Regions from separate parts of the Homo sapiens genome. Here all the other regions are linked to region 7. A link is a loop called in an ENCODE intact Hi-C map of the cell type or tissue named here. Cell type or tissue: A673. All regions are shown on one strand. Each heading gives the region's core, and the rest is flanking DNA. Links, peaks and the distances in the headings are about the cores only. Region 1 has its middle 37 kb from the start of CD5L. Region 2 has its middle 57 kb from the start of FCRL5. Region 3 overlaps FCRL2 (Fc receptor like 2). Region 4 overlaps FCRL4 (Fc receptor like 4). Region 5 has its middle 4.2 kb from the start of FCRL3. Region 6 has its middle 95 kb from the start of LINC02772. Region 7 has its middle 3.6 kb from the start of SMIM42.

Evidence for each region. Hi-C counts contacts between places; a loop is a spot of excess contacts. Peaks named below come from ENCODE experiments on the same cell type or tissue, not always from the same donor. Only the 100,000 strongest peaks of a DNase experiment are listed, where the experiment ranks them.
Region 1: a loop joins it to region 7, with 8 times the contacts of the local background. A loop is called at or near these places in 27 of 110 quality-filtered maps.
Region 2: a loop joins it to region 7, with 6 times the contacts of the local background. A loop is called at or near these places in 7 of 110 quality-filtered maps.
Region 3: it touches region 7 in a loop (4-fold over the local background); 4 of 110 quality-filtered maps call a loop at or near these places.
Region 4: it touches region 7 in a loop (8-fold over the local background); 42 of 110 quality-filtered maps call a loop at or near these places.
Region 5: a loop joins it to region 7, with 2.7 times the contacts of the local background. A loop is called at or near these places in 3 of 110 quality-filtered maps.
Region 6: a loop joins it to region 7, with 2.6 times the contacts of the local background. A loop is called at or near these places in 16 of 110 quality-filtered maps.

Annotation. Positions count from the first base shown.
Region 1 is chr1:157,876,351-157,880,651 of GRCh38, reverse strand. No RefSeq gene overlaps it. Among named protein-coding and RNA genes, the nearest start is that of CD5L, 37 kb to the right of the region's middle. In A673, for the core only: CTCF peaks have their summits at 2,223 and 2,424 (motif pointing left); a DNase peak (open chromatin) is centred at 2,391; H3K27me3 peaks cover 117 bases.
Region 2 is chr1:157,493,794-157,498,094 of GRCh38, reverse strand. No RefSeq gene overlaps it. Among named protein-coding and RNA genes, the nearest start is that of FCRL5, 57 kb to the left of the region's middle. In A673, for the core only: a CTCF peak has its summit at 1,849 (motif pointing right); a DNase peak (open chromatin) is centred at 1,874; H3K27me3 peaks cover 357 bases.
Region 3 is chr1:157,768,861-157,773,161 of GRCh38, reverse strand. FCRL2 (Fc receptor like 2) reads left to right here. Exons shown (of 12, transcript NM_030764.4): 3 at 2,496-2,753; 4 at 3,012-3,296. Among named protein-coding and RNA genes, the nearest start is that of FCRL2, 6.1 kb to the left of the region's middle. RefSeq lists an enhancer at 2,348-3,547. In A673, for the core only: a CTCF peak has its summit at 2,519 (motif pointing left); DNase peaks (open chromatin) are centred at 951, 1,321 and 2,501.
Region 4 is chr1:157,578,015-157,582,315 of GRCh38, reverse strand. FCRL4 (Fc receptor like 4) reads left to right here. Exons shown (of 12, transcript NM_031282.3): 7 at 672-785; 8 at 1,968-1,995; 9 at 3,464-3,546; 10 at 3,774-3,842. Among named protein-coding and RNA genes, the nearest start is that of FCRL4, 18 kb to the left of the region's middle. In A673, for the core only: a CTCF peak has its summit at 1,929 (motif pointing left); a DNase peak (open chromatin) is centred at 1,925; H3K27me3 peaks cover 402 bases.
Region 5 is chr1:157,702,853-157,707,153 of GRCh38, reverse strand. No RefSeq gene overlaps it. Among named protein-coding and RNA genes, the nearest start is that of FCRL3, 4.2 kb to the right of the region's middle. In A673, for the core only: no CTCF peak of the experiment used is centred there; no DNase peak of the experiment used is centred there.
Region 6 is chr1:157,368,393-157,372,693 of GRCh38, reverse strand. No RefSeq gene overlaps it. Among named protein-coding and RNA genes, the nearest start is that of LINC02772, 95 kb to the right of the region's middle. RefSeq lists a silencer at 2,582-2,651. In A673, for the core only: CTCF peaks have their summits at 2,404 and 2,605 (motif pointing left); a DNase peak (open chromatin) is centred at 2,593.
Region 7 is chr1:158,122,584-158,126,874 of GRCh38, reverse strand. No RefSeq gene overlaps it. Among named protein-coding and RNA genes, the nearest start is that of SMIM42, 3.6 kb to the left of the region's middle. RefSeq lists a silencer at 1,626-1,795. In A673, for the core only: a CTCF peak has its summit at 1,704 (motif pointing right); a DNase peak (open chromatin) is centred at 1,684; H3K27ac peaks cover 1,491 bases.

The DNA of each region.
Region 1 (4,301 bases), core at 226-4,225, 250 kb after region 7:
ACCACGTTGAGATATTGACTCCCTGGGCCTTTAGTTCATTGAGATGTTGCCCGAGGCTGCTGAAATCCCTGGACCATTAATCTTATACTATAGTATCCTCCCCTGGGCCTTTGAATATCCCCCACTTTGTACCAGATTGCCCAAAAACTATTATTATGATATGAAAAACTTTGGGAAGCACTGACTGGAAATATACACTTTTTGTACTTTGTCCTTTGTCAGCTAAGAAGGGTGTTTCTCCTCCACAGATTGTGTTGGAGACACATGGACACATGTTTAACTTCTGATTCTAGTGCAGGCAGATTCTCTAAGGCTGAAGCAGGGTGGGGTTAAGTGACCTGAAGGTATGTATCAATGCTGGTCATCAGAATCTGGAGGCAGCAGATTTTTTAAAATGTGTTGGAATGTGTTGGTCTTCTTGGAAGCTCAGGGAGACTAATTTGCTCTCTTCTTCTTTTTTTCACCTTCCACCTGCTATATACCTTTGCCCATCCCTGCCACATCCAATTAATTGAGAAAGACTTCTCTAGTTACAGCGCGCGTTGGTGCCTGATTGGAGCAGTTGATATCCATCAAAAGTTTTAGAGAGAAAAACTGGCTAAGAACAATTAATAGTTAATCTTACTTTTAAAGTTCTTTTATATCATAGTTTCCAAGGTGATAGCTCACTGATTGCCAGCTTATTACTTTCTATTCCTTGTTGGGAATTGGGAGCTACCAAGACTTATCAAAACAAATCTATAAATAATTCTTTTGGATGGGTTACTCCTGTTGGGAAGAACTAGGCCATGGCATATTCCCTCTATCATTTGTTGAATCAGGTTTGCCTCAGTTTTGCAGTACTTTATTTTTCTTTAAATCCTGTGGCTGCATCCTATGTGTACAGCTTCTATAATGATTTTGGCTATAAATCAGATGTAATGTTTATGATAGCCTCTGTTACCTTATGTCACAGTGCACTGCTTCAAACATCTTGGTAGATTTTGACATTTATTTTCCTCTTAGGGGTATATTTCTAAAATGGGATTACTGAGTCAGAAAGAATTTGAATAGATCTTATCATATATTGTGAAATTATTTTGCTAAAAAACTACCATTTTTCAATGCCATGAGCAATATACTTATTTCCAAATGACCTACTACAATTGCATTTTATCCTTTATGCTTACTTTTGTTAATTTAACCACACTGTGCCCAGAAAAATATATAAATATAAATATACAGCCTTTTCTCCTGTTTCTCTTTATAAATAGAAATCTTTGCTTGCTCCGTTCAGTGTCTGGACATGATTGAGATAATAAGAAGAAAACTAGAAGCTGAGAATGAAGTGATTAATTTCCATGAGAAAGGGCACAGAAGTAGCTGCAAAAGAAAAATATTTTAAGCAAAAGAGAGGAGGTTAGAAATAGGAGAGGAGGTAATGGAAGAAGAGAGGTAGGAAAACTAGAATATTGAAAGAGATTTTTAAAGTGTGTTGGAAGTAATAGGTGCTGTGGTGAATGCATTTTTGAGAGAAAAGGTGTAAAAAAAAGATACTGAGGAAATTCAGTTTTGTGTCGTACAATAAGATTTCTTCTTTTCTAATATAGTTAGGAAGGAGGTAACTTTCACTAGGACTACCACACTCTGGCTTATGGCATAAATAAGTAGGAATATATCCTCATCATATTATGTTCCTCAAAATACTCCCCCGATCCCGCACAAAATTAGAGATATTGTGAAGAAAACTGTGACATCTTAATAATGCCCATTGAGGAAATAATGCAGTTTCAACCTGGGTATTTCGGATGGAGAACCAGACTTAGAGCATTAGGTGAGTTCATTGATATGGAAAAAAAAAATAACTCCCTACAGGTCAGACTTTCTTTTTCTTTCTTTTCTTTCTTTTTTCTTTTTCTTTCTTTCTTTCTTTTCTTTCTCTCCCTCTCTCTCTCTTTTTTTTTTAAAAAAAACAAACCACAACTTCCATGAATATCCAATTTCCCAATAAATTAGAGTCTTTCCTAGAAGGAGAAAATCTCTAGGTAGGCTCCTGCCCTATACTAGCACCTAAGACAGGGCCTTGTAGGGACTGAATGACTGTTGTGAGGCATGCCATTAAACAAATTTTGGAACCACAATTAGAGGTCATATGCTACCATAAATGAGAAAAACTCATGGGGGTTCTAGTAGTGGTGGTAGAGAAAGACACAAAGTTATGAGCACACTCCGGAAGATTGCAGGTTGATCAATCTGGGAGGTACATTATTGGAGATTAAATGAGATCCTGAAAGGTCCAGGTGATGCCGACACTGTTCCCCATGGATGGCACAGACTTGATCACAAATCCAGGACTTCACAGGATTTGAGAAGGCAAGGATACCCTAGGCACTGATCTTAGTTATGGAGAAGAGTGACATCTGGTGGCACTCGTTAAGAAAGAAGCTCTGTGAACATGCCATCCTCACTTATCAAGAGGCATGATATAGGCAGATGTTCCTACGATAGCAGCCAGATAGATCTGTTGATGTATTTGCCATCAGGACTGTTAGAAATTTCCAAAATCTAAAGTTCTAAAAAGAATTCTGGCAAACATTTGTAGGCTGAGCCAGGTAAAATCACTCCAAAGGGCGGCAGGGAGGAGCCAGGCAAACCAGTAAGAACAAAATATTATCAAGATATCAAGGATGAGCATAAACTTTGAAGTTGCAAGGGTCCAAAGTGACCCAATTAAATTTCAAAAACCTCTTTGAAAAGATTACAATAATTTCCCTGGATAAAAAGTTGGCAGGGACAAAAGCAAAAGTATTTTATATTCTGTATTTCCTCTATCCTTGTCTTTTGTGGAAAATTCCTTGTTTGTACTGCTCAGTTGGGCTGATTCGTATAACCAAAGGAGAGTATCAATGTGAGGTTTGGAGTGTATTTGAGGGTGGCTTGGAGGCACACACAAGACTTTTCAGATGCTTACAGTTTAAAACAATACTTCCAAATATAAGTTTACAAGAATGAAAATTTAACAAATATTTTGAAAAGGGAATTTTTAAATAGCTTAGTTAATTAAATTTCCTAGACATTTTCAACTGCATTTTTATTTTTATTATTTTTTATTTTTATTTTTATTTTTATTTTATTTTTATTATTATACTTTAAGTTCTAGGGTACATGTGCACCATGTGCAGGTTTGTAACATTGGTATACATGTGCCATGTTGGTTTGCTGCACCCATCAACTCATCATTTACATTAGGTATTTCTCCTAATGCTATCCTTCTCCCAGCCCCCCACCCCCCAACAGGCCCCAGTGTGTGATGTTCCCCTCCCTGTGTCCATGTGTTCTCATTGTTCAACTCCCACTTATGAGTGAGAATATGCAGTGTTTGGTTTTCTGTCCTTGTAATAGTTTGCTGAAAATGATGGTTTCCAGCTTCATCCATGTCCCTGCAAAGGACATGAACTCATCCTTTTTTATGGCTGCATAGTATTCCATGGTGTATATGTGCTGCATTTTCTTTATCCAGTCTATCACTGATGGACATTTGGGTTGGTTCCAAGTCTTTGCTATTATGAATATTGCCGCAATAAACCGCATTTTTAAATTTAATGCACTGTATTTGATTTCCTTTTCCAGCAAATTGTCTAACAAATCTTCTCATGTACTTAAGTAATCACAAATCAAATAACTTGCACTTATAAATAGGGTGACTATTAAATTCTCAATTATGTTTACAAACTGAGTACATTTCTCTTATAAATTTTAACTTCAAACCACAATTCTATTGAACAATTTTTTTTCTCAACCATCCAGTGGTATGGTTTATTTAATTGGTCACTTATGAGGCCATGTCATGAAAATAGACAGATGTGCTGTGATTTCTCTAAATCAGTGGTTAGGAGATAGATAGAGCATCATCAGGGTGGGCTGGTATAATTACATGCTGCTACTAATAATGCTTGCCGTGTTTTTAACCAAAGAAGTTTCCTGTCAGAGGCTTGGAGTTCTGACACTCTTAGTTATGATACTTGTTTCTCTTAACGGTCCTTTGCTCTTCAATGTTTAATGCATTTGGCAAGTTGTTTGCTGTGCATACCACTGCGCATTTTTCTAAACACTGAGATAAGGTTTTTGCGCTTACTGAATTTGGTTATTCTATTCTTTGTTATACTAAACAGAAAAATGAGAGCTTGTATAAATTATTAAATGAAGAGGAAAAGGAGAACCAAAAGGAAGAGAAACATAAAAAATAAGAGTCATCGATTTAAGATTATCATATTGAAGCCATGGAGTATTATGAAAACATACTCTCTTCAAGAAAATATGCT
Region 2 (4,301 bases), core at 71-4,070, 630 kb after region 7:
AGACCTGAGAATGGGGTTAACAAGACAATTCTCATTAAATGAAGGAGGCAGCCTAATAAATTAAGGGGATCATGATGGCTCTGGATTCCAGGCTTTCCAGAATTGGGAAAGATCAGATGCAAATGATTTCTGCATTTTGATTCTCAGCTATGATTCCCCTGGACCTGAGCTGTTTGTGGCAGGTGCTCTCTCCCTGGGCATGTTGTGCTGGGGAACCTGACCATCCTCTTCATGTTTGATTTCTTGCCCATGTGTGACCTGCCTAAACTTGACAAGAGTTTCCTTGGAATCAAGTGACACTGCAACCTTTTTGCCTGAGAGTGTGCTGACTTTTGAGCCAATCTGGGGAACCTCTGGCAACACTGCAGAGCATAATTGAATGAAATTCCAGGCATTCCATTTGAAGACAGGGATGGTCTGTCTGGAGACACAGGTGGGTCTAATATCCTACAAAGATTGGAAGGGTTTTGTGTGGCCTAGGAATGATGACAAGTTTGTGGGTCATAACTGTGACCACCATCTAGAGACACACTCTAAGAACAGAAGTTGAGTGTGCAGGCTCTGCAGACAGATGCCCAGTTCTGTCACTTTCTAACTGGGTGTGCCTGGACAACTTATGAAAAGTAGTTTCACATCTTTCTAAAATGGAAATATGAATATATTAATAGTACCTACACTAAGTCAGCAGGGTTTGCAGCAGAGAAAGCGTTTAATGATCACAGGGCACTGAGTGAGGAGATAGAAGAAGATCCTCAAATCCATCTCCCTGAGAAGTTCTGGGCTGGGGTTTTTAAGGATATAGTGGAGGGTGAGAGGCCAGAAAATTGGTGGTGTTGATTGGTTGGGGTAAGGGGGGAGAAATAATCAGCATTTGGAAACTGCATATTTTGATTATTCAGCAGCTCCTGGGATCATTCAGACCCACTGAGTCAGTAGTTTCATCAGTATGCAAGACCTGAAGGGATATCTCAAAGGGAAAACATAACATTTCAAGTTGTTATTTATAGAACAGTTGATAGGAACTATAATCTTATAAGAGGATCTACATGATTCTGAGGCCATAGGCACCAAACAACTGTGGGGAAGCAGTTAGAGAGCAGCAGACCTCATGATTAGTGCTGAAGGTGCTGCAAGCTCGGTTTATTTTCACTTCTCCCCTCTTCCTCTCCCTGTCCCCAATCCCAGGATTCAGAAAGACAATTATGAGAATGCAGAGGTGTTGGTGCCTCTATGATGCTGCAAGCAACTTTTTCAGGATGGCCTTGAACTTGGGTGGGAAAGCAGGCATGGTAATGGGAATGGGTCAGGCACAGGCTGCTGAGGACAGAGCATTGTAAAGACCATGATGACCTTTAGAATTCTGTAATCAGTGGATTTGACCATTCATAAATTGCCTGAAGTTCTGTAGCACGTAGCAATTCATAAATTTACAAATATAAAAAAATTGAATTGTGTGTTCTGTGAGGTTGGTGTGATGTAGATGGCTTAGCTAGTGAATGAGCCCAGCAGGCTGCCAAGTGATCCTAAAGTCATGGCTTAGTGGCTTTTGTGGTGTACATTGTTGAACCACTCTAATTGTTAGAAATGTCTTCCTGAAAACTTTCTCACTCTAAAAGTCATCATTAGTTTCTACATTCTGTTCCTAGTATACGAAGTGTCATTCCCTCCTCCATAAAGTTGCTTCAAATAGCTGACGAGTCAGTGTGGAACAGGCCAAAATGGGAGACACCAGGGACTGGTAGGCCCTCATTTCAACACCTCATCAAAGGGATCCAGAGGCTTATCTAAGGGAGAACCTGTTTTTCTTTGAAATCGTCCACCATTCAATGAAGTTGCAGTTCTTGCTTGAACCACTAGGTGTCACTGACACTATGCGTGGCTGACACTAGCGTGAGGGCTGAGAATGAGTCCCCTGTTAAAAGTGAAACATCATGCCCTTTGAAGCCCAATTTTGACTTAAATTGTTTTATTATCACATTACTCAAAGGCATACAAACACAAAATCTATATAACGTATTCTCAAAACTATAAAATTAAAAGTATAGAAATAGAAACAAAGCAATAAAATTCAAGTTAATATAATGTACTAGGTAATGTTATTTTACTGGAACTAAATGGGTAATTTGGACTTTTTAACATCACTAATGTGCATTCACATCTTTTTGGTCTACTGGTCATGTACTTAAGTCTATTTACTGTACACATGATGGATCATCATTTGAGTAATTTTTAAAACTCCTACTTAAAAATTAGCTATTTTAAAAATCATCAACCCATCCTTTTAATATGGCAATACATTGAATAATACAACTCCAATAATTCAATTCACTTATACCCCATTTTCCACAATCCCTTGCTGTATTGATTCATTGTAATGTTAATTACCTTTGAAATATTTCCCTAAAGGAGTTATATATAAACACAAACTATTGTAGTAGCTATTAATATTTTCTTTGTGTCCTTCAGTGAATGAGAGCTAGCCAGACCTTGGGGAGCAGAAACTACCAGGTCTGCTCCATCCTTCCTGACACCGCCACCAGGTGCAACTTGGGTCAAGTGGTGCAGCTGCTTCACCCCTGCCCTGGAGGCCCCTGTAGTCTTAAGGCCCCAACACACCTGCCTCCACCAGCTTTGTCATCAGAGGCAACATACCCCAGAACCATCAGCTGCTGACACAGGATCTCAACTATGAGGCCAAATACGTGGATTACCCTCCCTGCCCTGCCCTGCTCAGCTCAGCTCAGCCATCACAGGTCTGGACCTTCAGGCGTGAGCTCTGAAAGGAGTCTTAAGCAGAACAGCATCATATCCTGGGAGCACAACTGGGAAGCTGGGAATCCATGTGTGGGTTCCATCCCTCCCTAGCCTCTGCAAATTAACATATAAGGAGAAGAGTCCCATTAATTCACTCAAGCTACCAGCTCTTTCCCACAGTGGTGCTGCACACACCAAGAAATGTGAGGATGTGGCTAGGCATCTGTTAGAAAAATTTCCAAATATTCCATTGTAATTACAGGTCTCTCTAACATCTACAGTGGGAGCTGATCTGCATTAAGTAAGCATCTCAAGAGTGAAGAATGGCTCAATTCCAAGTGAACCCAAATCTCAGCCCTATAACAGCCAAGATACCCTGCTCTGCCTTTTGTTTCAGGAAACAAACTTTGTAGTTTCTGCAAAGCTCTTCATCCTTACCCCAGAAGGGTTTGCAATGAGCATGCTGTTTCCTTCCTTTCTTCCTTTCTCTCTTTCTCTCTTTCTTTCTTTCTTTCTTTCTGACAGAGCCTCGCTCTATCACCCAGGCTGGAATGCAGTGACATGATCTCGGCTCACTACAACCTTCGCCTCCTGGATTCAAGTGATTCTCCTGCCTCAGCCTCCTGAGTAGCTGGGATTACAGATGCGCACCACCATGCCTGGTTAATTTTTGTTTTTTTAGTAGAGACAGGGTTTCACCATGCTGGCCAGGCTGGTCTAGAACTCCTGACCTTGTGATCTGCCCACCTCAGCCTCCCAAAGTGCTGGGATTACAGGCGTGAGCCACTGCACCCAGCCCTTGCTGTTTTCTTTAGGCTCTGCTCCCAGAAATAGTAACACAAATAATACTGGTTACCAAGGCGGTAGGTCTTTCAGAAATTAAAATACACATGCACACTCACAGACATGTACATCAATGGGGTACTACCATCACTGGAAAACACTGCATAAGCCCTGGACATTGACGTGAAGTGCAAATGTTTCCAACAAATTCAGAGAAAGACCGCAGAAACTAAGCTTTCAGAATATAGCTACCCACAGTCCAGCCTCTCAACCCATCTGTGTCTACACAGTAGCTAAGCAGAGAACATCAACATCAACATGTGTCTCTCTCAACTTAAGTTCCAGGGGGAAGATGCAAATAGAAAGGGGAGACATGGTTTGACTCATGATATCATCAGAAAAATGACAGACCAGGCCAGACTGTCCCCCATTCCCATGTAAGAAGAAAAACAGTACGTGAATCTAATATGCAGTTGTAGAAAAGTTAAAATTTTTCTCTAAGAAACACAAGGAAACTTTGTTAATATACTTTAAACTGATGAATTGTACTGGATGTAAACTGGACCTCAATAGAAGCCATCAGCCCCTGAATCACACTTGCTCCCTCCTATCTCAGACCTTCTCACACACCACTCCCTCTGCCTGGAATGTCACGTCCATTTCCTCCCAGTTCCCAGCTCCTTCATACTACATCTGATCTGCAGTGTTTTGCTTCTCAAGCATTTATCGTTTGTAATTAAAGATTATGTGTGTCAGTTATTTTT
Region 3 (4,301 bases), core at 146-4,145, 350 kb after region 7:
GAGATCTGGTAGAAAGAAAGTGACTTTTTAATTCCAAAACATAGCTGAGGGGAAGTAGTACAGGCTTCTGCCTTGAGGGTACCACTTCTACTTCTCGGGCAGAAGGCAAGGGCTTTTAAAGGGGGACTTGGTGTGAACAGCATGCAGGGGAGGGAGCGAGGTGGTGCAAGTCTACATGACTTGCTTTGGATGTCATCTGAAGTGATTTGGCTTGGCACCAGTGTGGGCAGAACTAGGTTGTAAATTGAGGCACTCTTCTGGTGAGAGAGAGTTCTAGAGGCACCTGGTTTGCTTTGAGTTTCTGTCTCTGGAACCTCTTAAGTAAACACATAGCTAGATATGCTTTCAGTGCAAGGAGTGGATGATGGAGAGAAGGTAAAAATTATAAGTGCATGAAAAAGGTAAAAATACTTCCTCTTTTTTTCTTAGAAAAATGGGATACTTGGTTACAAAACCAAAGTCCAAAGAGTAAAGTGCTTTGTCCAGTATCACACAGCTAATAATAGTAGACTTGGATTCAAAACAGTGTGATCTGGCTCTTCACAACTAGGTTAAACGTTGTGAGAACTGAAATCAATCAGTATCTCCTGGTGGTGACGATGACTCTCTCTGGCCGCAAGTTCACTTCCAGGCCTCCGAGCTTTAGCATCTCTCCCCAGTGGATTCCTCTCAGAGCTGCAAGCCGGCTCACCCTGCTGCTCCCACTTGCTGGTCTGCTGTTATGGACTCAAGATCATCCACTCCTCACTGCTCTCCATCCTTTGGCTTGCTCTTGGGGCAGTCTGCCTCTTACCATGCAGTGTGAGGATATGAATAATTCCTAACGACCAACTCAAAGTCTCACTTTGTCAGTGGCAGCCAGAGCCAGTGAGGCTGCCTGTCATGCCCTTTGCAACAGTGTCTCTAATCATGACTCGTCTTCCTATCCCCAGTGGTGTTCTCTACAGGAATCTTTCCTGTTTGTGGAGGAAGACTGTATCAGTGGTTTAAAAGTTGGCTTGATTCCGAGTCCCACGGTGGCGTTTCCATGAGATCTAGTATCCATTTGCAAAGGAGGCCACAAATCTTGAATTAAGTTAATTGTTTCTCCAACCAACCTTTTCTGCCCTGCTAAATATATATATATATATATAATCAGATTGTTCCCCAATGTCTAACAAGTAATTCTGGTTCTGCTGAAATAGCCAGTAGCGAACCATACATTTTGCCAAAAATTATACCTCCAAATGCCACAGATTTCCTGTGGCTTTTTGGCTGTAGCTCTGCAGTAGTATTTTATGAGTCACCACATCTCTTATTTTATTGACTTCTGCTTCCTTCTACTACACATCTGACAGTCATGATACAATTGAATAGTGACAGGAAAGATTTTTATTTGAGATATAACTTAATTCCTTACTTTGTGGTCAGAATCCTCTACTATAATCATAAAATATGAAGATGTCATAGACACAAAACATAGTCTGGTACCGTAAATAAATGAAGTGACGGGGTCAAAATTAGAGAACCTGTGACCAATCTAAGGAAAACAACCTCTGGGGAGGACATTTGTCTTTGGCAATAGCTTTTTTCTTTATATGATCAGTCTCTAGGAACTAAGCCTTGGATTAAAAATAATCTCTACTTCACTGAATGGATGAGAAAAATTTTCTGAAGGCATTCAAGTGGAGAATTCAAGTAGATAATTAAAGATACTGGATCTTATTCCAGTAACAGGCATATTCCCAATAATCTACGCCACTTGATGGTTTTATCTGGTGAGGTAAGAAGAGGGGATGGGACCTGAATTTATAACACAGTATAGAGCTCTGAGGGCTGGATGACAGCATGGAGGATGAAAAAATAAAGTGCCCGCTAAGGACAATGGTTTCCCTGTGTGGTGTCACCGATGGAGAAGGCTGAAGATGAGGTGTTTATCAGAACACTCCTTCATGAACATTAAAAAACCATGTTTACCTTGACACCCCTGCAATAGACTGAATGTTTGTATCTCCCTCAAATTCATATGTTGAAACCCTAATCCCAGTGTGATGGTATTTGTAGGTGGGGCCTTTGGGAGGTAATAAGGTCATGACGGTGGAACCCTCATGAATAGGACTAATGCTTTTATAAGAAGAGGCCAGAGAGTTAGCTGATTAGTTTTCCATCATGTGACGGTAGAGCGAAAAGTTGGCAGTCTGCAGCCCAGAAGATGGCCGTCATCACAACCTGACAATGCTGGCACCCTGACCTCAGACTTTCAACGTCCAGAATTGTGAGAAATAAATCTCTGTTATTGATAAGCCACTCAGTTTATGGAATTTTGTGATAGCAGCACAAGCTAAGATATCCCCTCAGGAAACATGGGATGAAACTCTCAGTAATTAAGGCATGGATTGGAACTTCCATCTTGTTTAAAGAAGTAGAGGCTATGCCTGAGACCACCTCACTGCCAATGGAGTCTGTCTGGGTTCTCTGCAGAAATGGCAAATCCGGTTTCCCTCCTTCTCTTCCAGATTCGCTGACCCTTGTGGCGCCCTCTTCTGTCTTCGAAGGAGACAGCATCGTTCTGAAATGCCAGGGAGAACAGAACTGGAAAATTCAGAAGATGGCTTACCATAAGGATAACAAAGAGTTATCTGTTTTCAAAAAATTCTCAGATTTCCTTATCCAAAGTGCAGTTTTAAGTGACAGTGGTAACTATTTCTGTAGTACCAAAGGACAACTCTTTCTCTGGGATAAAACTTCAAATATAGTAAAGATAAAAGTCCAAGGTAAAACCCTGACTTCTGTGGGATGGGCTGGGTGAGAGACCACGGCAGCAAGGCAGGGTGGGTACTGGGTAGGGGAAAGCTGCTCATGGGCTAAATATAGACGGGAGTGCTTGTGGTTTGATCATCAAAGGAGCCATGATGGGTGAGAGGTGTCTAGCTCTGAATGTCCTGTTTGCTGGGGTTGCTTCTTGCCAGAGGCTTTTCAGCAGGAATCTTAGCTGTCACTGCTTTGGGGACTATTGTGATCCTTCTCTCTAGAGCTCTTTCAACGTCCTGTGCTGACTGCCAGCTCCTTCCAGCCCATCGAAGGGGGTCCAGTGAGCCTGAAATGTGAGACCCGGCTCTCTCCACAGAGGTTGGATGTTCAACTCCAGTTCTGCTTCTTCAGAGAAAACCAGGTCCTGGGGTCAGGCTGGAGCAGCTCTCCGGAGCTCCAGATTTCTGCCGTGTGGAGTGAAGACACAGGGTCTTACTGGTGCAAGGCAGAAACGGTGACTCACAGGATCAGAAAACAGAGCCTCCAATCCCAGATTCACGTGCAGAGCAAGTATCAGTGAGGCTGAGCCTGGAGAAAAAAAGATAGGAGTGTTATAGCTTCAGCTTGGACTACTAGTCTGTTTCTTTGTTCAACTCCTGTCCTTGAGGAAAGTGAAAATTAAGCTAGAAAAACCCTCCAGGTTGCGGCCGGGCGCGGTGGCTCACGCCTGTAATCCCAGCACTTTGGGAGGCTGAGACGGGCAGATCATGAGGTCAGGAGATAGAGACCATCCTGGCTAACACGGTGAAACCCCGTCTCTACTAAAAATACAAAAAATTAGCTGGGCTTGGTGGGGGGCGCCTGTAGTCCCAGCTACTAGGGAGGCTGAGGCAGGAGAAAGGCGTGAACCTGGGAGGTGGAGCTTGCAGTGAGCCGAGATCACGCCACTGCACTCCAGCCTGGGCGACAGGGCGAGACTCCGTCTCAAAAAAACAACAAAACATAACAAAAACCCCTCCAGATTGCTCCTGGCTTCCTACTTCATAAGAATCAGAAATGCACTAAGCCCCTTATAATCTTTCTTTTTTTGTTGTTAGTTAAGTAATATTCATTGATCAAGACTCCATTGATCACTGACTGTATGCCTTGGCATTTAGTAGTGGGTGGGACACTTCAAAAGGCAAACCACCTGCTGTCTAATGGCTCTCCAAATGTCTCCACATGATGAGATTGCAACACAAATTGACTTATTAGAAGGCAATGTAGCATCAGGAAAAGTAGATGTGAATGAACAGAGTGGTCAGAGGAGAAGTTGTATTTGGTTGAACCTTGAAATTAAAAATGATAGAGGAATTATTATTGGGACCGTTGTTAGGAATAATGACTTTTCCACTGCAAGACTGAAGATATCAGTGCCCCTCTATATTCTGTGCAAAAGGTGTCTTTGACTCATCCAAAAAATTGAACAGTTTCCTGTCTCATGGAGATCTATCACAAAGTCTTTAAATATTACTACCCATGAAATTGGCCAGGGTTAGGACATTCAAATGTCTTTATCCACATTCCTGAAG
Region 4 (4,301 bases), core at 85-4,084, 540 kb after region 7:
AGCACAGGGCAGCCTCAGTAAATATTTGTTGTATAAATAAGTAAATTGAATGAAACCTCCTTTTCCGTGGATGAAAGGATAGGAGAACGGACCCCATGGAAATATCAAAAGCCCCTAACAATTTATTGATTATGTGTACTTTTCCATCCGTTTTTTTCTCTCCTGCCCTTCAGAGCACACAGGCACAGGCTTCTATGAGGAAGGAGGCTGATGCCATTTCATCGTGGTGTCCCAATGCGGAGCAATCTCAGAGTTACTGTTGGTTCAACTGGTGCCATAATCAGTGGTGCAATTTTCATTCTCTCTCAGGCAGTTTGCTGTTCCTAAGTTAGGTGCTGCCAAGCCATGATCCCACAGTATCTCTCCAGGTGTCTGGGGGCAATTTGCAGGAAGCCAGCTTACCAGAATACAACATTAGGATTTCCCCTAAATTGTTAGTTTCTAAAATGATTCACTGAAGGTAGAGGGAGCTGCTGTTTCCTCTTGCACTCAGGCCCTGGCCCACCCAATGTGAGCTTTTCTGGCCAAAACCTGGCCCAAGATGTCTTTATGAGACCTAGTCCTTTAGATTTTTCTCTCTTCCAGGGCTCGTTACCCAACCAAGCTGAGGAAAAGGCAATCCCAAACCCTGAACCTCTCCACTGAGATTCACACAGGTCCTTTCCCCTTAGAGACCCCAGGCAACAGAGATGGCCTTGTCGCCGCGGGAGCCACTGGAGGGCTGCTCAGTGCTCTTCTCCTGGCTGTGGCCCTGCTGTTTCACTGCTGGCGTCGGAGGAAGTCAGGTTTGTGCTCTTTTCTTTGCCACAGTTCCTGCCCTGTTCCTTCCCCTGAACTCAGCATGCAGACAGCCTTAGTGGCCACCAGGCCACCACTCCCAAGTCTCCACTCCCAAGTCTCCACTCCCAGCGTTCACACACACTCACGTCCGTCCCTTCCTTAAGGGGCAGTTTTGCAAACAGAAGCCATGAATGAGAGCTGCTCATATCTAGTCTGATTGGCTAAGTCTCAGTGAAGGGGAGGAAGAGTGAAATTTTTAATGTAAAGTTCCAAAAACTTTATCTGAACAGTTTACTTAGGCAGTTTCTTTGGTTCATATAGACTGGCCAGTTAGATACTTCAGCCTATCCTAAATCCACCATAAATGGAGATTCAGAATGAACTAAAGGCTCTGCAGAAATGATTGAGAATAAGAGCTGGCTAATTTTATCCTTCTGTCCCCTCAGGGGCTTTTCTGGGTCTGGCTTTTCAGGGGCTTTTCTGAGCAGGCTTGAGCCTGCCATCTGGTGCTCCAGTGGCCCCTCTCTCCTCAGGTCAGCCTCCCCTGCCTCTTGGAGATGGTCTGTCCCAGGCACTGTTTGCTGCGTGCTTCCAAAGACTTCTTGCCTCAGCCCACCTCAGGCTGGCTTTAGATGCCAAGAAACCTGGTGTAGAAGACAGGAGCAGAACCTTTTTCAGCTCTAGAATAATTACCCACATCCTTCAACTCTGTCTCTTAATTCAATTCAACTTTCCAGATTCCTGACAGCACCTTCTGTGTGTCCTGCATTGAACTGGAGGTAGGGAGCTTTGGACCTCTGACCAATTCTCCTTAGTGGGGCTGAGTCAGAGCCCAGTGCTCCTCTGGGCATGGCCACAGATGTTCCTCGAAGTTCACCCACAGCTCACTACTCTCCAAGTGACACTTTTGTTATATGTAATGTTTCCTGAGGGATTTCAACACAGACTTGAGTCTTAATAAATTCTCAGACAATTACATACTTAACTCAGGAGTGTGCAGTCCTGGCCTCAAAAAGTTATATGCTTTGTACAATCTTTTTTTCACCTCATTTTCATGAAAACCCAGGACTGGGCAGGTGTTTGAATTGACTGTCTTGATTACCTCTCTTAGATAGCTCCTGTTACATGAAGTCATTGAGAAAGAGCTCCCTCTGCTGACAAAAATGCGTCTTTGCTTTATTTTGCAGGAGTTGGTTTCTTGGGAGACGAAACCAGGTGAGACCTCAGTTTCTGCCATTCCTTTTTAGTTTCCCGAGTACACAATATGCAAAACTGTGGGGTTATGAAATTAGGTCAAGTTATACCTCTTTGGCCCTGTGGCTAGATACTTCCATTTTCACACTCCATGAATTTGTCAAAAATGAAGCTTCCTAGAACTTTGCTTGTCAGCTAATAGTTTGCAATACATGCAAAATAATAGATTTCTTATTTGATCTTAACCTACTCATCTAAATGGATAATACCAAAGGTTATAAAGTACAGAATATTTCTTGTACTATAATTAAGTTAGACAATGTGTTACTATAATTATGCATACAATGACTAGAGTCTAGATTTTCTACAAATGTTCTAGGTTTTCCAGAGAACTCTATGTTTCTAATAATCTTCTTTTTGCACCATACACGCATATATACTCATTAAACGTTATGTGCTTAACTTCCATTTGGAAAATACTGTCATCTTCCTCCTTCTATGTCAGTGTCTCAGTCTTAGGTAAGGAATAAGAGTGTGGATTATGTCTAATTCCTTCTTGGATTGTACAGACATTACAATGTAAAGACATTTTATGTATGTATGTATGTATGTATGTATGTATGTATGTATGTATGTATGTATTGTCACCCAGGCTGGAGTGCAGTGGCACGATCTTAGCTCATGGCAACCTCCGCCTCCCAGGTTCAAGTGAGTCTTGTGCCTCAGCTTCCAAAGTAGCTGGGATTACAGGCATGAGCCACCACATCTAGCTAATTTTTGTATTTTTAGTAGAGACCAGGTTTCACAATGTTGGCTGGGCTGGTCTCAAACTCCTGGCTTCAAGTGATCTGCCCGCCTCGGCCTCCCAAAGTGCTGGGATTACAGGTGTGAGCCACTGCACCAGGCCAACAGTAAAGTAAAGACATTTAATCACTACTTCCTGATGATGAAGAAGCCATTATGTATATATTTGAGACAGGATCTGGCTCTGTCACCCAGGCTGGAGTGCAATGGCATCATCTCAGTTTCCTGCAGTCTTGACCTGCCAGGCTTAAGCAATCCTCCCACCTCAGCCTCCCAAGTATCTAGGACTACAGGTGCATGTCACCATGCCTGGCCAACTTTATTTTATTCTGTGTAGAGACAAGGTCTCACTATGTTGCCCAGGCTGGAAAGCCAGTATTTTTTAACCAAACAAGAGTAATCATTCTGACTATGAGACGATGATTGTTACGATGATGTCAGAGACTCCCTAACCTTGTTTCCAGGCAGCCTGTCCATACCACAGCTCCAGGGTTTTTTTAAAAAGAACAGTCTCACTCTATATAGACCTATTGAAACTCTGATTAAACCATTCAGGCTTTCCAGTTCCCTACTGGCTGCTGACTTTCTCCAAATCCTCTTTCTCCTCTGCCGCTCTCCCTGGGTATCTCACTCTCCCGCATGTTACAGTGTTCCAGGGATTATTATGTGTTTCTGTGTCTCACAGGCTCCCTCCCGCTCCAGGCCCAGGAGAGTCCTCCCATTCCATCTGCCCTGCCCAGGTGGAGCTTCAGTCGTTGTATGTTGATGGTGAGGATTCCCTTCTAGGAAGCTGTTCCTGGCCTCAGCCATGGAAAGATAATGCGCTTTCAGCCCTGGGAAATGCCCCTGGACTCCCTAAAGTGTCCCAAATCCAGATATTCCCAGATAATTGTTCCATTATGTGTCCAAGAAGAGTGGAGATGATGCTTAGGAAGAGGCATCTGTAGCACTTTAATACTAACAGGAACAGCCTTGAAAATGTCTTTTCTTTCCAGTACACCCCAAAAAGGGAGATTTGGTATACTCTGAGATCCAGACTACTCAGCTGGGAGAAGAAGAGGAAGGTACGTCTTTGGGAAGAGATTCTGGCTGCAAACTATATTCATTCATTCAACAAATATTTACTGAGCACCTCCTATGTGCTAGGTATTCTTGTAAGTATGGGAAGTCAATCAGTAAACAAGGCAGACAAAAATCCCTGCAGTGGAGAGCTTAGATTCTAAGGAGGGAAGATAGGCACTGAAATACACACAGTATACTTTTGCTGATGATCAGGATGAAAATTAAGCATCCTTCTGATAGATATTGTGATCATTATAGTGTATGTACTAAGGTCTCCCTTAGGTCTGAATGAATAAATGTTTGTAAAATGTCTACTATGTGGTAAGCATTGTGCTGAGAATATATATACATATATATATGTATACATACACATATATGTATATGCATGGCATTTTAATTAAGTGCTAGAAAATGTGATTTTTACAGTATTATATTCCTCTAATTACTGTCAGATTTTAAAT
Region 5 (4,301 bases), core at 172-4,171, 420 kb after region 7:
TAATCTTGTTCCTTTTTATGGCTGCATAGTATTCCATGGTGTATATGTACCACATTTTCTTTATCCAGTCTATCATTGATGGGCATTTAGATTGATTCTATGTCTTTGCTATTGTGAATAGTGCTGCAATGAACATATGCATGCAAGTATCTTTATAATCAAATGATTTATGTTCCCTTGGGTATATACCCAGTAATGGGATTGCTGGATCAAATGGTATTTCTGCCTCTAGGTCTTGGAGGAATCACAACACTGTCTTCCACAATGATTGAACTAATATATACTCTCACCAGCAGGGTATAAGCTTTCCTTTTTCTCCACAACCTTGCCAGTATCTGTTGTTTTTTGACTTTTTGATAGTAGCCATTCTGACTGGTGTGAGATGGTATCTCATTGTAGCTTTGATTTGCATTGCTCTAATGATCAGTAGTGTTGAGCTTTTTTTCATGTGTTTGTTGGTCACATATATATCTTCTTTTGACAAGTGTCTGTCCATGTCCTTTACCCACTTTTTAATGAGGTTGTTTTTTATTTTTTTCCCTTGTAAATTTGTTTAAGTACCTTGTAGATGTTGGATGTTAGACCTTTGTCAGATGGTTAAATTGCAAATATTTTCTCCCATTCTGTAGGTTGTCTGGTCATTCTGATGATAGCTTCTTTTGCTGAGCAGAAGCTCATTAGTTTCATTAGATCTCACTTGTCAATTTTTGCTTTTGCTGCAATTGCTTTTGGTGTCTTTGTCATGAAATCTTTGCCTGCGCCTATGTCCTGAAGGGTATTGCTTAGATTTTCTTCTAGGGTTTTTATAGATTTGGGTTTTACATTTAAGTTCTTAATCCATCTTGAATTAATTTTTGTATATGGTGAAAGGAGGGGTCCAGTTTCAATTTTCTGCATATGGCTAGCCAGTTCTCCCAGCATCATTTATTAAATAGCGAATCCTTTCCCCATTGCTTGTTTTGGTCAGGTTTGTCAAAGATCAGATGGTTTTAGGTGTGTGGTCTTATTTCTGGGCTCTGTACTCTGTTCCATTGGTCTATGTATCTGTTCTTATACCAATACCTTGCTTTTTTGTCACTGTTGTCTTGTAGTATAATTTGAAGTCAGGTAGTGTGATATCTCCAGGTCTGTTCTTTTTGTTTAGGATTGTCCTGTCTATTTGGACTCTTTTTTGTTCCACACACATTAAAAAAATTTTTTTTTCTAATTCTGTGAAGAATGTCAATGGTAATTTAATGGGCATAGCATTGAATCTATAAATTGTTTTTTCATGATATCAGTTCTTCCTATCCATGAGGATGGAATGTTTTTCCATTTCTTTGTGTCATCTCTGCTATCCTTGAGTAGTGGTTTGTAGCTCTCCTTGAAGAGGTCCTTCACTTCCCTTGTTAGCTGTATTCCTAGGTATTTTATTCTTTTTGTGGCAATTGTGAGTAGGAATTCATTTATGATTTGGCTCTCTGCTTGTCTACTGTTGGTGTATAGAAATTCTCATGATTTTTGCACTTTGATTATGTACCGTGAGACTTTGCTGAAGTTGCTTATCAGCTTAAGAAGCTTTTGAGCTGAGATGATGGGGTTATCTAGATATAGGACCACGTTATCTGCTAACAAACATAGTGTGACTTACTCTCTTCCTGTTTGAATACCTTTATTTCTTTCTCTTGCCTGATTGCCCTGGCCAGAACTTCCAATCCTATGTTGAATAGGAGTGGTAAGAGAGGGTATCCTTGTCTTGGGCCGGTTTTCAAGGGGAATGCTTCCAGCTTTTGCTCATTCAGTATGATATTGGCTGTGGGTTTCTTATGCCCTAGGATGCAAGGTTCAACATATGCAAATCAATAAATGTGATTCATCCCATAAACAGAACTAAAGACAAAAGCCACATGATTATCTCAAATGCAGAAAAGGCCTTCAATAAAATTCAACATCTCTTCATGTTAAAACCTCTCAATAAACTAGACATTGAAGGAACCTATGTTAAAATAACATTTTGTGTCTTTCTTTTCCATTGAATCTATTCAAAGCATCTTGATTTTCACTTCCTCTTTGAGTGAAGTGCTCCTGACACCTCAGCTCTGAATTCAGTGAGGGACCTCTTATGTGACACAGCATCTACTCTCTCAAGTGAGCAGACCAACCTCTGCTTGATATGGAATTGTACTGGCCTAAGAAGACTGTCTCCTAGGGAATATTTTCACCTTGTACTTACATTTAGTTCAGTTAGAAAATATAACTGACCAGGTGTGTTTCCTCACACCTGGAGCCCCAGCACTTTGGGAGGCAGAGGTGGGTGGATTGTTTGAGTCTAGGAGTTCAGGACCAGTCTGGGGAGCACAGCCCCATCTGTATATGAAAGAATTAAAAAATTAAGCCACCTACAATAACTATGTAATCATGTCAGTAATTGTTTAAATGTTTTCCACCCTTGAGCCAAGAGAATGCCACATGAATTCAAGAGTAATCCATCCAGTTTGCTGCTTGGACCTGAAAGCAGGGTGAGATTTGGGGTGACTGAGACATGGGAAGCTTTTCTAGGCTTCATTCTAGCAATTTAAAACTAGATTCTCATTGGTGTTTTGTAGCATACAAGGAATCTTGGAGCCAAAAATATTATTCCAGTCACCAGTGCCTAAAAATGCTTTAGAGATTTCTATTTTTGCCCCTCCCTCCCCCCAAAAAAAACAAAACAAAAGACTATCTGCTTCAGCTATGACTACCTAGAAAATGTGACTGTGCCTACTGTGGGCCTCTGTTGAACCATCTTGCAGCCCCCAAAGTTCTGTTGCCAGGCAGCACTTGTGTCCTTCCAAGCACTTACTGCCCATACGTAAGCCCTTGCCTTGTCTGTCCCTGCTTACAAGGGCTTCGCAGCAATCTTGAAGGCCCTCACAAGTTTCTTGTGCCTTTTGCTTATTGACATTCATGGGTACAGTCCTGCCTCTATAGAAACAACCACTGACCTATGAACAAAGCCACCACAAGTCGTGTCACAAAACCATATGCCCTAAGACTGCAAGCATCTTGCCCAGGCTCAGTAGTTAAGTATAAAAGGTGGCTCAGAATAGGCCTCTACAATCTGGAAAATGCCCGTCTCTCTTACTAAACAAATCCCAAGGCTGAGAATGACAGGATCTCTTCCCACCAAAAGCCTCTCCTTGTAAATATATAGCTCTCATACATTTGTTCTTTTGTTTTTAGTTCTTTTACATCTAAACCCATGCCCCAATTGTTTGTGTCTCTGAAAATTTGCTCTGGAACTTTAGACTCCCTCACTCCCTCCCCACTTAAATCTCCACACAGGGGAAGGCGTATACTTGTTCATAAACCCTTCTGCCAGTAGAGTTGCATCCAGGGGGAAGAGCATGGAGTTAAGTTTAGCATGGGGCCAGGTGCGGTGGCTCATGCCTGTAATCCCTGCACTTTGGGAGGCCGAGTGGGTGGATCATGAGGTCAGGAGATCGAGACCATCCTGGCCAGCATGGTGAAACCCAGTATCTACTAAGAATACAAAAATTAGCTGGGCGTGGTGGCACGTGCCTATAGTCCCAGCTACTCGGGAGGCTGAGGCACCAGAATCGCTTGAATCCAGGATGCAGAGTTTGCAGTGAGCCGAGATTGTGCCACTGCACTCCAGCCTGGGCAACAAAGTGAGACTCTTTCTCAAAAAATTATAGTAATAATAATAATAAGTTTATCATGACTCAATTATTCTTCCCAAATTTACTGATCACATAAGGCACGTCACTTCTTCCAGGATGGAGTGAGTTAAGGAGCAGAAGGAGGAACAGGAGTAGGAGTTGCATGCACATGGAAGAAAATAGATGTCCCCCCAACACAACCATTCATTAATATATTCAGGCAAATGAAAAGTTATTCTGTTCAATTAGATTTGGCGTATTTAGCAAATAAAAATATGGGACTCCTAGTTACATTTGTATTTCAGATAAACAGTGACTACTTTTTAAATGCAATTATATCCTGATATGGCTCCATGTCTCCACCCAAATCTCATCTTGAACTGTACTCCCATAACTCCCATGTGTTGTGGGAGGGACCCAGTGAGAAATAATTGAATCCTGGGGACAGTTTTCTCCATACTGTTCTTCTGGTAGTGAGTAAATCTCACGAGATCTGATGGTTTGATAAGGGGAAACCCATTTCGCTTGGCTCTCATTCTCTCTTTGCCTGCTGCCATTCATGTAAGATGTGACTTGCTCCTCCTTGCCTTCTGCCATGATTGTGAGGCCTCCCCAGCCATGTGGAACTGTAAGTCCAATAAACCTCTTTATTTTGTAAAT
Region 6 (4,301 bases), core at 252-4,251, 750 kb after region 7:
ATGAGAAAACAGCCCTTCATGGAGCGTATGTATGCAGAGAGAACCACATGTTAAAAGCAACAGGCACACATAACTTTTAATTACAAATAATAAATGGTTCAGAAGCAAAACACTGCAGATCAGATGTAGCATGAAAGAGCTGGGAACTGGGAGGAAATGGACGTGACATTCCAGGCAGAGGGAGTGGTGTGTGAGAAGGTCTGAGATAGGAGGGAGCAAGTGTGATTCAGGGGCTGATGGCTTCTATTGAGGTCCAGTTTACATCCAGTACAATTCATCAGTTTAAAGTATATTAACAAAGTTTCCTTGTGTTTCTTAGAGAAAAATTTTAACTTTTCTACAACTGCATATTAGATTCATGTACTGTTTTTCTTCTTACATGGGAATGGGGGACTGTCTGGCCTGGTCTGTCATTTTTCTGATGATATCATGAGTCAAACCATGTCTCCCCTTTCTGTTTGCATCTTCCCCCTGGAACTTAAGTTGAGAGAGACACATGTTGATGTTCTCTGCTTATCTACTGTGTAGACACAGGTGGGTTTAGAGGCTGGACTGTGGGTAGCTATCTTCTGAAAGCTTAGTTTCTATGGTCTTTCTCTGAATTTGTTGAAAACATTTGCACTTCAGGTCAGTGTCCTGGGCTTATGCAGTGTTTTCCAGTGATGGTAGTGCCCCATTAATGTTCATATCTGTGAGTGTGTATTTTAGTTTCTGCAAGGCCCACCAACTTGGTAACCAGTATCATTTGTGTTACTATCTCTGGGAGCAGAGCCTAAAGAAAACAGCAGGCGGCTGGGCGTGGTGGCTCACGCCTGTAATCCCCATACTTTGGGAGGCCAAGGTGGGTGGATCATGAGGTCAGGAGTTCGAGACCAGCCTGGTCAGCATGGTGAAACAACATCTCTACTGAGAAACAGAAAATTAGCCAGGCATGGTGGTACACACCTGTAATCCCAGCTACTCAGGAGGCTGAGGCAGAAGAATCAATTGAACCCAGGAGGCGGAGGTTGCAGTGAGCTGAGATCATGTCACTGCACTCCAGCCTGGGAAATAGAACAAGACTCTGTCAAAAAAAAAAGAAAGAGAGAAAGAGAGAGAGAAAGAAAGAAAGAGAGAGAGAGAAAGAAAGAAAGAGAGAGAGAAAACAACATGCTCATTGCAAACCCTTCTGGGAGAATTTCTTGAGTAAGGATGAAGAGCTTTGCAGAAGCTACAAAGTTTGTTTCCTGAAACAAAAGGCAGAGCAGGGTATCTTGGCTGTTGTAAGGCTGAGATTTGAGTTCACTTGGAATCAAGCCATTCTTCACTCTTGAGATGCTTACTCAATGCAGATCAGCTCCCACTGCAGATATTAGAGAGACCAGTAATTACAATGGAATATTTGGAAATTTTTCTAACAGATGCCTAGCCACATCCTCACATTTCTTGGTGTGTGTAGCACCACTGTGGGAAAGAGCTGGTAACTTGGGTGAATTAATGGGACTCTTCTCCTTATATGTTAATTTGCAGAGGCTAGGGAGGGATGGAACCCACACATGGATTCCCAGCTTCCCAGTTGTGCTCCCAGGATATGATGCTGTTCTGCTTAAGACTCCTTTCAGAGTTCGCGCCTGAAGGTCCAGACCTGTGATGGCTGAGCTGAGCTGAGCAGGGCAGGGCAGGGTGGGTAACCCACGTATTTGGCCTCATAGTTGAAACCCAGTGTCAGCAGCCGATGGTTCTGGGGTATGTTGCCTCTGATGACAAAGCTGGTGGAGGCACGTGTGTTGGGGCCTTGAGACCACAGAGACCTACAGGGCAGGGGTGAAGCAGCTGCACTGCTTGACCCAAGTTGCACCTGGTGGCAGTGTCAGGAAGGATGGAGCAGACCTGGTAGTTTCTGCTCCCCAAGGTCTGGCTAGCTCTCATTCACTGAAGGACACAAAGAAAATATTACTAGCTACTGCAATAGTTTGTATTTACATATAACTCTTTTAGGGAAATATTTCAAATGTAATTAGCATTATAATGAATCAATACAGCAAGGGATTGAAATATTTGAAACATTTTTGAAATATTTCAAAGGTAATTAGCATTATAATGAATCAGTACAGCAAGGGATTGCGTAAAATGGGGTATAATTGAATTGAATTGTTGGAGTTGTATTCTTCAATCTATTGGCACCTGAAAAGGATGGGTTGATGATTTTTAAAATAGCTAGTTTTTAAGTAAAAGTTTTTAAAATGACTCAAATGTTGGTCCATCATATGGGTAGTAAATAGACTTAAGTCCATGACCAGTAGACCAAAAAAATATGAATGCACATTAGTGATGTTAAAAAGTCCAAATCACCCATTTAGTTCCAGTAGAATAACATTACCTAGCACATTAAATTAACTTGAATGTTATTGCTTTGTTTCTATTTCTATACTTTTAATTTTATTGTTTTGAGATAAGCATACGGTGTCTAGATTTTGTTTGTATGCCTTTGAGTAATGTGATAATAAAACAATTTAAGTCAAAATTGGGATTCAAAGGGCATGTTTGACTTTTAACAGGGGACTCATTCTCAGCCCCACACTAGTGTCTGCCACGCATAGTGTCAGTGACACCTAGTGGTTCAAGCAAGAACTGCAACTTCATTGAATGGTGGACGATTTCAATGACAAACAGGTTCTCCCTTAGATAAGCCTCTGGATTCCTCTGATGCGGTGTTGAAATGAGGGCCTACCAGTCCCTGGTGTCTCCCATATTGGCCTGTTCCACGCTGTAGCTCTTCAGCTATTTGAAGCGACTTTATGGAGGAGGGAATGACACTTTGTATACTAGGAACAAAATGTAGATACAAATGATGACTTTTAGAAGGAGAAAGTTTTCAGGAAGGCATTTCTAACAGTTAGAGTGGTTCAACAATGTACAGCACGAGAGCCACTAAGCCATGATTTTAGGATCACTTGGCAGCCTACTAGGCTCACTCACTAGCTAAGCCATCTACAATACACCAACCTCAGAGAATACACAATGCAATGTTTTTGTATTTGTAAATTTATGAATTGCTACATGCTACAGAACTTCAGGCAATTTATGAAAGGTCAAATCCACTGATTACAGAATTCTAAAGGTCATGATGGTCTTTCCAATGCTCTGTCCTCAGCAGCCTGTGCCTGACCCATTCCCATTACCATGCCTGCTTTCCCACCCAAGCTCAAGGCCATCCTGGAAAATGTTGCTTGCAGCATCATAGAGGCACCAACACCTCTGAACTCTCATAATTGTCTTTCTGAATCCTGGGATTGGGGACAGGGAGAGGAAGAGGGTAGAAGTGAAAATAAACCGAGCTTGCAGCACCTTCAGCACTAATCATGAGGTCTGCTGCTTTCTAACTGCTTCCCCACAGTTGTTTGGTGCCTATGGCCTCAGAATCATGTAGATCCTCTTTTAAGATTATAGTTCCTATCAACTGTTCTATAAATAACAACTTGAAATGTTATGTTTTCCCTTTGAGATATTCCCTCAGGTCTTGCATACTGATTAAACTACTGACTCAGTGGGTCTGAATGATCCCAGGAGCAGCTGACTCACCAAAATATGCAGTTTCCAATTGCTGATTATTTCTTCCCCCTTACCCCAACCAATCAACAACCCCAATTTTCTGGCATCTCACCCTCCACGATATCCTTAAAAACCCCAGCCCAGAACTTCTCAGGGAGATGGATTTGAGGATCTTCTTCTATCTTCTCACTCAGTGCCCTGTGATCACTAAACTCTTTCTCTGCTGCAAACCCTGCTGACCTAGTGTAAGTGGTCTGTTACTGCACAGCGGTCATAGAAACCTATTGGCCCTATAACAGTAGGTACCATTAATATATTCATATTTCCATTTTAGAAAGATGTGAAACTACTTTTCATAAGTTGTCCAGGCACACCCAGTTAGAAAGTGACAGAGCTGGGCGTCTGTCTGCAGACCTTGCACACTCAACTTCTGTTCTTGGAATGTGTCTCCATATGGTGGTCACTGTTAAGACCCACAAATCTGTCATCATTCCTAGGCCACATGAAGCCCTTCCAATCTTTGCAGGATTTTAGACCCACCTGTGTCTCCGGACGGACCATCCCTGCCTCCAAATGGAATGCCTGGAATTTCATTCATTTGTGCTCTGCCATGTTGCCAGAGTTTCCCCAAATGGGGCCAAATGTCAGCATGCTCTCAGGAAAAGGATGCAGTGTCACAAAGAAACTCCTGTCAAGTTTAGGCAGGTCACACAAGAGCAGGAAATCAAACATGAAGAGGATGGTCAGGGCCCCCAGTACAACATGCCCAG
Region 7 (4,291 bases), core at 1-4,000:
TACAATCATGGAACTGTGTTTGGCCACTGGAAGAATAAGTCACTCGGGGTATGTGGCCATGCACTCTGCATCTCAAAGCATGGGTCACTCTTTCACCCCCACTTTAGCCCATAGAAATTTGGAAGCTTGGTCCTTTGGTGCTGTAGAGAGGCTAGGGTTGCTACCAGACCCAAGGGGAGTCCACCCCAGTGAGGGCTCTCACCTGCCTCCTGGAGTGCCTGTTGCCAATGGTGGCGGTGGGTGTTTGTTTCTGTGGTTGACCAGCTTTGGCAGAAACAAACCACCAAGTAGCTGGCAGATGAAACTGAAAAGCCTCATGACTGAGAAAGACATAGCCCGGTTGCCTCTGACAGCTGAGGCCCTCTTTATTAAAAGCCACCAGCATTCCTCCCAAGCATGGTGTGCTTGGAAAATAGTGCATGCTAGGGGTGGGATGGGGAGTGGTGTCTTGACATGAGTGGGCATGGGTTCCATGCCTTTCCTTGTTGGGGAGGAGTTCCACCAAAGGTCTGTGCATGTCTTAGAATTGGCAGAAAGATCTTCAGCACTCCTAACACTCTTCAAATCTTTCTTTCCTATCATGCAGATGCCTCTATTCACCCAGCAGATATTTACTGAGCTCTCACTGTGTACCAGACCCTGTCCTGGATGCTGGGATACAAGAATAGCAGAAAGGTGCCCATCTTCTCTCTCCTAGAGCCCATACAGCACAGTGAGAGAGACAGATGTTAACGAAATAACCGCATACATGATTTTTTAATTATAAATGGAGAAAAGTGCTCTGAAAAAGGAATCTGGCTTTATGAGAGTATATATGAAAGGAATCTGACCTAGACAGAGAAAGTTTACCTGAGGAAGTAATGCTTGGGCTGAGAACTGAAGGGTGAGTGAATGAGAAACAGGTGAGGGGCAAAAGAAGGGCCAGGCCCCCCGGATAGAGAGACAGCACCGGCCAAGGCCTGTGAAGGGAGCAGTCAATGGGATAGAAAGATGGTCAGCAGTTCTGGAACACAGAAATTGAACACAAAAATAAAGCATTATGAGGCTGGAGACATAGGTGGGACTGTATCTCACAGAACCCTGGTGGGCAGTAATCACTGGTGACTGAGCTGTGGAGGGGGGATGGGGATAGATCTCTAAGGCTCCTTCCAGCTGGTGCATTTCTGCACTTACTAGTTAGGTGCATGTATTAAAAGACTCCTGGCCAGGCGGGCGCGGTGGCTCATGCCTGTAATCCCAGCACTCTGGGAGGCCGAGGTGGGTGGATCATGAGGTCAGGAGATTGAGACCATCCTGGCCAACATGGTGAAACCCAGTCTCTACTAAAAATACAAAAATTAGCTGGGCGTGGTGGTGCATGCCTGTAATCCCAGCTACTCTGGAGGCTGAGGCAGGAGAATCTCTTGAACCCGGGAGGCGGAGGTTGCAGTGAGCCGAAATCGCACCGCTGCACTCCAGCCTGGCAACAGAGCAAGACTCCGTCTCAAACAAAAACAAAAACAAAACAAAAAAAAAGACTCCTGGCCCAGATTGTTTCACACTTCCCAGAGACTCAAAGTTCCCCTCCTCCCATGGAACTCAAAGCCATTTCCTTCCATCCTCCAGGATTTAGTTACTCCCCAAACTCCTCAAGCCCCGCCTACATTCTTCTGTTTCTATTATTCAGACTTAAGGACAAACCGGCCAGGCTGCACTGTAAGCTTATGGCCATCAGATGGCAGCAAAACATCAGCAAACCTGGTCCTTGTAGCACCCGCAAAGGCAAAGGGACTCAGCTGGATAGTCAGTCCCTCCCTCCACCTCCATAAAGGCCTATAATCAAGTCATCCACAATAATGGGAATCTCTTTTCCAGAAGTTCTCCAGGGTTGGAAATTTCAGAATTTTAAAAACATGTGTTATATATTGAGCATCAATTATACACTGGTTCTTAACATATGGTATCTTTTTGCTACCTAGCTATGCTGTGAAAAGGGCATTATCCCTCCTATACAAGGAAAATTGAGGCTCGGAGCATCAGGGAGGCTGGTTATCTGTTCAAAGGCTCATAGCAGAGCCTGAATTCTTTTCCTCTCCCATGCTGCTCCCTGCATTCATCATGGAATAAGACATTTTCAGCTTCGAGGAAGCTCTTCTTTCTCTATCAGAAATCATTTTGCTCTAAAATGCTGCTGGCATTAATTTATAGTATTCTCTTTAGGGAGATGCTCTGCCAGGGGTGCCTTGTGTCTGCCTCCCTTACCTCCTATGGCTTTTCTCCAACACCCTCCAAGAGGTCTGTCGGCAGCTCCAGCTCCTGCACCTGTAGGCATCAAGTCAACAAGCACTGACCATCATAAAGCAGCCAGTGAGCAATGGGTGGCAGAGAGAAGGTGGTGAAGAGCAATGAGATGTTAATCCCTTCTTTGAGGAGCTTTAGTTCCAGATGTGGCTAAGGGCTTCCCTTGGACTAACAGCAGCCACAGGTGGTTTCTGAGACAGGCCAAGGATGGGGTGTTGGCATTCTAAAGCCTGAAGGGTCCTTGTGGGCTAGGGAAAGCATCCAGAAGCAGCTGCAATGTTAGGGAAACAGCTAGCATAGACTTAAGAGTGGAAGGGAATTCATGAGGCATGACAGGGGGGCAGTGAGCCAGCTGCATGACGCATGCAGGGAAACAATGGGGAGTCAGGTGAGAAAATAGCACTCGCCTATGGTAGAGACCTTGAATATCAGGCTAAGGTGTTCAATTTCAAGCTAGAGGGAGCCAGGGAAGGAAAGTGACACATGAAATAAACACTCAAGGTTAATCTGGCATGGTTGATGAATAGGAATAGGGAAAAATTAAGAAGATAGGCTACAATGCTATAGTTTTATCATAAAGGTTTCCAAAGTTTTATCAAAAACTTTCCAAAGTTCCCTAATTACCCTTTGGTAAGAAATAGGGAGAAATTAAGTCAAGAAGATAAGTTAAAATGCTATAGTTTTATCATAAAATGTTCCATAGTTCCTGGTTCTTTCCTGTTTCTCTGACTTTGCCTGTTTATATTTTCCACCTGAACTGCCCTTTTGTAAATATTTCTCTGCTCAGTTTTTTGTTTTTTGTTTTGTTTTGTTTTTGTTTTTTGAGACAGAGTCTCACTCTGTTGCCCGGGCTGGAGTACAGTGGTGCCATCTGGGCTCACGCAACCTCCGCCTCCTGGGTTCCAGTGATTCTAATGCCTCAGCCTCCCAAGTAGCTGGGATTACAGGCGTGCACCAAAACGCCTGGTTAATTTTTGTATTTTTAGTACAGATGGGGTTTTGCCATGTTGGCCAGGCTGGTCTTGAACTCCTGATCTCAGGAGATCCACCCACCTTGTCCCCCAAAGTGCTGGGATTACAAGAATGAGACATGGCGCCCAGCCTGTTCAACAGTTTTTTAAGAGTGTGTGTGGAGAGGTAGAAGTTGAATTCAAAGGGGTCCATCTTCAGAACTTTGTCAAAAAGCAGGCGATACCAATAAGGACCTTTGCTGACTCCCATCTTCCTAACTTGGAGCATCAGCTGGCTGGGTCAGTAGCTGAAACAGGTGATGCCACAAATTGGGGGTGGGGTGAGAAACCTAGAAAAGTTTGGGAGTCACAGAGCTGTCTTCTCAAGCGATTGAGAGATGCTCTCTAACTGTTCCAGCCCACTGAAGCTCAAAAACTGTGGATTCCCTAAGTGGGCAGGGGCAGCAGCCATAGAATCAGCACTGCCCAGAGCTGCCATCATCCAGACAGACTCATGGAGTGCCAGAGCCAGAAGCTCCTTGGCCCACCCGGAACTTCACTCTCACTTTACACAGGCCTCTGGTGCCCAGGGGTAAGTGGGGGAGGCCTGAGTGTGGAGGTGTGTTTCAGAGAAACTGGGAGTGGAATGCTGGCTCCACCCTTCATTCATACCAGCTGTGCATCCACAGCAAATTACCTAAGCCAGTGGTTCTCAATGTATGGTTCTGGGATCCCTAAGGATACCCCAAGACCCTTTCAAGGGATCCATGAAATGGAAACTATTTTAATAAAAATATTAATATGTTTTTCACTCTCTTTCATGAGTGTACAGAAGAGCTTTTGAAAGACTACATGTTGCATTTTAAAGAGATTTGCAAACATGTAAAACACTGTTATTCTTCTTTCCAAATATGTTATTTCTGTTAATATATAATAAGTTTATCATAGTTATTTTTACATAAAATAAGTATTTTTTAAAAGTTTAGTGTTAGTTTCTAACAAACTGAAGTTCCTTGGGGTCCTCCATAATTTTTTTTTTTTTTTTTGAGATGGAGTATCAC